Linked DNA regions of Mus musculus: region 2 is linked to region 1. Evidence: chromatin loops called from intact Hi-C (ENCODE). Cell type or tissue: left cerebral cortex. All regions are shown on one strand. Links, peaks and the distances in the headings refer to the core of each region. The heading gives the core; the rest is flanking DNA.

Region 1 (2,923 bases), core at 137-2,636:
GGGCCTCAGGGCTCCAGGAGACGCACAGGAGAAAAGGGTGGGTATTGTCGCAGGTCTTAAGACTGGGTGCACACACTCCAAGATACTAACAAATATCCCTCCGAGACTATCAATCTACAAACCATCAGCATTTACAGAAATGTGTTCCTGTAAGTCACAAGGACAGAAGCATAGCCGAAGAAGATGCTCACAAGTTATTGTTTATTACCAACCAGGCAGTGGACTTGGTAACTAAAGGGTTCAATTTTCACTTTTTACTTCATACGTTTCTATTTTAAGTTTGTTAGTTTTTTTTAAATTAGATAGATATTTACTTTGCAATTAAAAGATACCGATTAAATTTCTCAAGTGAAAAAACAATTTCAGTGAAATTAAAATAGATTCCTGGAAAATGCTGCATGCTTTTTTGCTTTCTGTGATGGTCAAGTTTATGTCTTACCTTGTCTAGGCCATAGATGGACATAGATGTGTGGTTCAACATCATTCTAGAAGTTTGTTGAAGATGTATTTGACATAAAAATTAATGTTTAAGTCTGTAGACTTGGGATACAATAGATCACTTTACATAACATAGATGGACCTCTCTCTTCCAGTTAGTGAAAGACCTTTTTATTGGGACCTGAGACTCAGTGAGTCTGGCCAGGGGGCCACAGAGATCCACCTGTCCCCACCTCCCCAGTGCTGGGATTGACCTCAGGTCCTTAGGCTTGCAGAGCAAGGATTCACCAACTGAGCTCTCTCCAGCTTTATCCTCTGGCCTGTCCCTCCTGACGCCCCTTCTTTCTGACAGGGTCATGCTATGTACCTCAGGCTGGTGTCAACCTCTTAATCTTCCTGCCTCAACTTCCAAGCCCTAAAATCTCAGGGGTGTGTGTGTGTGTTATCACCCTCAGCTAGCTGAAGACCTTGATAGAAAAAAAAATGGATTTCTCTTGAATAGGAAAAAAGTCTGCTTGTAAATTGCCCGTGGACTTGAATGCCAATTCATCCACAAATATCTATCCAGCTCGACAGCCTACTCCCCAAGTTTATGACTTATGGGTTTCCATCATGGCTTTAAAATCACCAACGGGTCTCTCTCTTTCTCTCTGTTTTTCTTTTTCTATTAATTAATTAAATATATTTGAACTCTATCTGCACCTGTTAGGCCAGAAGAGGGCATCAGATCCCATTACAGATGATTGTGAGCCACCATGTGGTTTCTGGGAATTGAATTCAGGACCTCTGGAAGAGCAACCTTAACTCTTAAGTGCTGAGCCATCTCTCCAGCCCCAGACATTCATTTTTCTTTATCTCTGTCTCTCTTTCTATAGTCACACACAGAGGGAAGCAAATGTATGTATGTGTGTATATAGTCATATATATATATATATATATATATATATATATATATATATATATATATATATATATATATGAATGTGTATATATAGGAATATGTGTACACACACACACACACACACACACACACACACTCATCTACGCACCCTGTAATTCTGATTAAAAGACTACCCCATTTCATAGAGTGTTATAATGTTAAGCGCATGGACAGACAGTTTGGATTGGATATTCCCCTCTCTGTTATTAGAGCACATCTTTGGGTCAAAGACTCTACCTCTTACACATTTTGAAGTCTTCATTGGTAAAACATGGCAGACCTTCCCCCACAAGACACAAGCATTGGTGGCGGGTTTAGTTACCTAATGCGTACACATTGCAAACACGAGTTACTTCCTTAATAGAACGTTGAGGAACAGAAAGGAAGAATGTATTACTGCTGTGTCCACTGAATTTAGGGTTGTAGCTCCTTACAAAATTCTGGCCAATCAAACTCAGAGCTTGGATATTGTCAAATGGCAGCCACTCGGACAACAGCTACGGTAAATACAGTTGCCAGCTAGAATGATACCAAAGGTAAGAGACTCACAGGAATGCCGTATCGGGTTCGGTAGAGAGTCCTCATGGCCACCGTTGTTCCACACAGACAACACTCATTCATGTCAGCTGCCACTTGACATCCAAGACAAGTGAAACAAAAGGTCCCACAGAGGCCTGGAAACATGAAAACAGGGGTACATGTTACTTTAGTCTGTCCCCATTGGCTACACCAAGATGAGGCCTTTCTCCTCTCTGCTGCAAGTCTGGCTTCGTTGTTTGGGTGGGGCTTCATTATGACCCCACCCCATCATTTCAAGAGGGACCGTACAGGAAAAGACCTAGCCCTTTTCCAGTAGTACGACTCATGTATAAATTACTGCAATCTATTCATAAAACCCTTGGTACTAACAATGTCCCCAACCGAAATCCAGTTGCAGGATACAATAGGAAAGATTAGGAGATAGGAAAGATAGGAGAACCAGCCTAGGATGCCCTGGGTCACTTCAGAGTGGTGCCTGCAAGGCTCTAACTGGGAAATACTACTTGAGCTGAATGGTGGAGCATGCTTAGAAATGTTTTTAACAACTAAAGGGGGAATAAGGCCTCTTTGAGGTAATTTGTCTCATCCATTCACTGTGGCCAAGGTGCTGGGTGGAAGAGGGGTGTGTGTGTGTGTGCGTGTTGATTATAAACTAGGAGTATTTATGTATGCATCAAGGCCAGGAAGAGCCACCAAGTATTTTGTAAGAGATTAATTTGCTCAGATCTGCATTAAGAAAATCTGTCATAGGGGCTGGAGAGATGGCTCAGAGGTTAAGAGCACTGACTGCTCTTCTAGAGGTCCCGAGTTCAAATCCCAGCAACCACATGGTGGCTCACAGCCATTTGTAATGGGGTCTGGTGCCCTCTTCTGGTGTGTCTGAAGACAGCTACAGCCTACTCATACATTAAATAAATAAATAATACATAAATATTAAGAAAGAAAATCTGCCATAAACCAAGTGGTGGTATGTGCCTTTAATACCAGTACCCGGGAGGCAGAGGC
Region 2 (2,923 bases), core at 105-2,604, 80 kb after region 1:
TTTTCTTAGGGCTCTAATGCTAGTATCTTTTCTAGTCAAGTCTAGTGTGGTAGTGCTTGTATTTTACATGGTGCCTTCTGTGAGAGATTGGAGAAAGTACGTTAGGCTTTACCACACAAGTGATTTGAGTTGTTTCAGGCTATGACAAGGGAGAGAGAATAGAATCATTAATAAACACCATTGATAACCAACCGTTGGGGCTGGAGAGATGGCTCAGCGGTTAAGAGCACTGACTGCTTTTCCAGAGGTTCAGATCCCAGCATCCACATGGTAGCTCACAATCATCTGTAATGAGATCTCATGCTCTCTTCTGGGGTGTCTGAAGACAGCGACAGTGTACTTACATTAAATAAATAAATAAATAAATCTTTAAAAAGAAATGACCAACCATTAATCAACCCAAGCCAGGGCTCTGTAATTATGGGACATGGAAAAGCAAGAATGCGTTTGAGATTCAAGCATGTTTTCCTGGAGCGGTCATGTCTGCCACTTATTAATGTTATCTGGGCAGAATGTTAATGTTTTACACGAACAATCCCATCTAATCCTTAAAACTTCATAATATGCACTGTTATCTCCATTTTATTGTGGGGACACTGATGCTCATAAGGTCCAGTTATCGTTCAAGGTCCACATGGCTGGCGGGCCAGACGAGGCCTGCAGTCACATCTGTCTGTCACCACATCTGTCCGTCACCGGCAGACTCTTTATTTATCAGTGCTATACAGAGCCAGGAAAGCCACCGACTTCTCAGAATAATGTTTGCTGTTGGGCTTTTGGGGTTTTTGGTTTGTTTATGTGAGATTCTACTGGGGTGGGGGATGGGGTTATGAAAGTTCATGCCCTGCCGTTGAGGTAGGTCCTCAGCAGCAAACTGGGGTTTTAAATGCTCTGAAAACGAAGTAAAACAAAACAGATAGAAGAAGAAGAAGAAGAAGAAGAAGAAGAAGAAGAAGAAGAAGAAGAAGAAGAAGAAGAGGAAGAGGAAGAGGAAGAGGAAGAGGAAGAGGAAGAGGAAGAAGAAGAACAACAACAACAGCAGCAGCAGCAACAACAACAACAGCAACAACAAGAAAGGACAAGAAAGAAGGAACAGAAAGAGCAACTAATTTTATTGAAACAGGGAAGGAAGCAGGCCCTTCTGAAGGTCGCTTCCCATGGCTTGTTATCCTACCACACATAAGCCTTTCTTTGCCTGGTTTGATTTGCAAACAAAAGTGAAACTTAGCTTGGACAGTTCCTTACAATCCCTGTTTTGAGGTAAAACAAGACTTAAATCCAGCCTGCTACAAGCTCCCAACTGACTCAAGGAATTCCTGGCAAAGTGGAGCAGACCAGGGTTATATAACTGGTCTTAGTCAAGTATCTCCTTTGCTTCCCATGAAGATTCATCCTGTAAGAGCCTTCTTCCTCTTGTGTCCTCTCAGGCAGCCCCCCCCCCCCAACCCTCAAACCACCACCTTTGGTCTCCCTGATACACAAACCACTATTTGCTTGACATTATATTATGTCTCCTGGACCTTTCTTAACAGTCAAAAATGCAGCCTCCTGGATAACTTGGTTATGAGAAAGGCACCCAAAGTGAAGGAAGGGAGCTGGAGAGGCTCAACAGTTAAGAGCAGCAGCTAGTCTTCCAGAGGATCCAGGTTCGATTCCCAGCACCCACAAGATGGCTTACACCCATCCATAACTCCAGTCCCAGGGGATCCAACACCATCTTCTGGTCTCCCTGGTGCACTGACATGCGTGTACACAAAACACTTGCACACACAATAGTAAAGTAAAGCTTGAATAAAAATGGCGAAGGACATACATGTTCATCTTGGAGGCCAACCAAGCTCTCAAGGATGGTATGTAGCTGGGATGTGTGCTCATCCTGGATCTGGTGGGGATGAGAGAGCCAGACCCAAGTGCACTACAGTAAGGACTGGTTTCTGATATAACCCGGACAGCAGGCTGCCTGCCTGCATATCTAGTAGCTACTGAAAAAGAGTAAATTTATAGAACCTGACAACTGGTACTTAATCAAATATCAAACAGCTCATTAGGAAAGAACAAGAACCGTGTAAATAGAGGCAGGGATTATACACACCCTCCCAGGGTATCTGAGAGGAGGGCCTGACCATTCACAAACATGCTTTAAAAATGGTGGCTGGAAGGAGAAGGAACAGGTTGGAACAGACTTCCAAGAGAATGGGGTGAATCCTTCGGGGACTCCAAAGGAGAAATTGTCACTAGCTCCTCAAGGCCAGGCTGCAGATGCGTGTCTGACGCTCGGACATTCTGACTCGGGCTCTGAGAGAGAACAGAAAGAACTAGGAAGAAGTGGCTCCAAGCCATCTAGTTAGAATTCTTTTTTTTTTTTTTTCATTGTATTTTTGAGATAGGGTTTTTCTGTGTAGCTCTGGCTGTTCTGGAACTTAGTTAGAACTCTCTTAAGTTCAAGAGAACTTCCTTGAAGTCACATGCTTAATTTTAAAAAATATATAATGTTCTTTTTGCCTTACTGTGGGATCAGTATAGAAATCTTTTTACATGAAGCTGCCATGTGAAGTTGTCCCTGTGAGATCTGAGCTGTGCTGCACCCCACTTAACTGCTCTGCACCCCACCACCATACTGGGGTTTAGGCTTCTAATTCAGCACGTGTGGGGGAACATAAATGTTCAGTCCATAACCCCAGACAAACACACGCGCACATACCGTCCTACTGATAGTAAAGGTTACCAACTCCAGATCCGGGTGCCCACTAATTCACTAGTAAATGAAGACCTCACATCCATATGTATCCTAGTGCCCTGCGTGTGACACCTCCTTACAGAGCTTATGATAGCTTTATGATATGTTCACAAATGCTTTGCACTCTTCCCTCCAAAGGGAGGGACTTATTTTACCGTCCTGTAAATGTGACTTAGCCACTTGCTG

Evidence for each region. A loop is a pair of places that touch in the nucleus more often than their neighbours do. Peaks named below come from ENCODE experiments on the same cell type or tissue, not always from the same donor. Only the 100,000 strongest peaks of a DNase experiment are listed, where the experiment ranks them.
Region 2: a loop joins it to region 1, with 2.4 times the contacts of the local background. A loop is called at or near these places in 3 of 42 quality-filtered maps.

The regions. Positions count from the first base shown.
Region 1 is chr5:100,557,825-100,560,747 of GRCm38, forward strand. Plac8 (placenta-specific 8) reads right to left here. Exons shown (of 5, transcript NM_139198.3): 3 at 1,928-2,052. Among named protein-coding and RNA genes, the nearest start is that of Plac8, 13 kb to the right of the region's middle. In left cerebral cortex, for the core only: a CTCF peak has its summit at 1,172 (motif pointing right); no DNase peak of the experiment used is centred there.
Region 2 is chr5:100,637,996-100,640,918 of GRCm38, forward strand. No RefSeq gene overlaps it. Among named protein-coding and RNA genes, the nearest start is that of Coq2, 35 kb to the right of the region's middle. In left cerebral cortex, for the core only: no CTCF peak of the experiment used is centred there; a DNase peak (open chromatin) is centred at 1,269.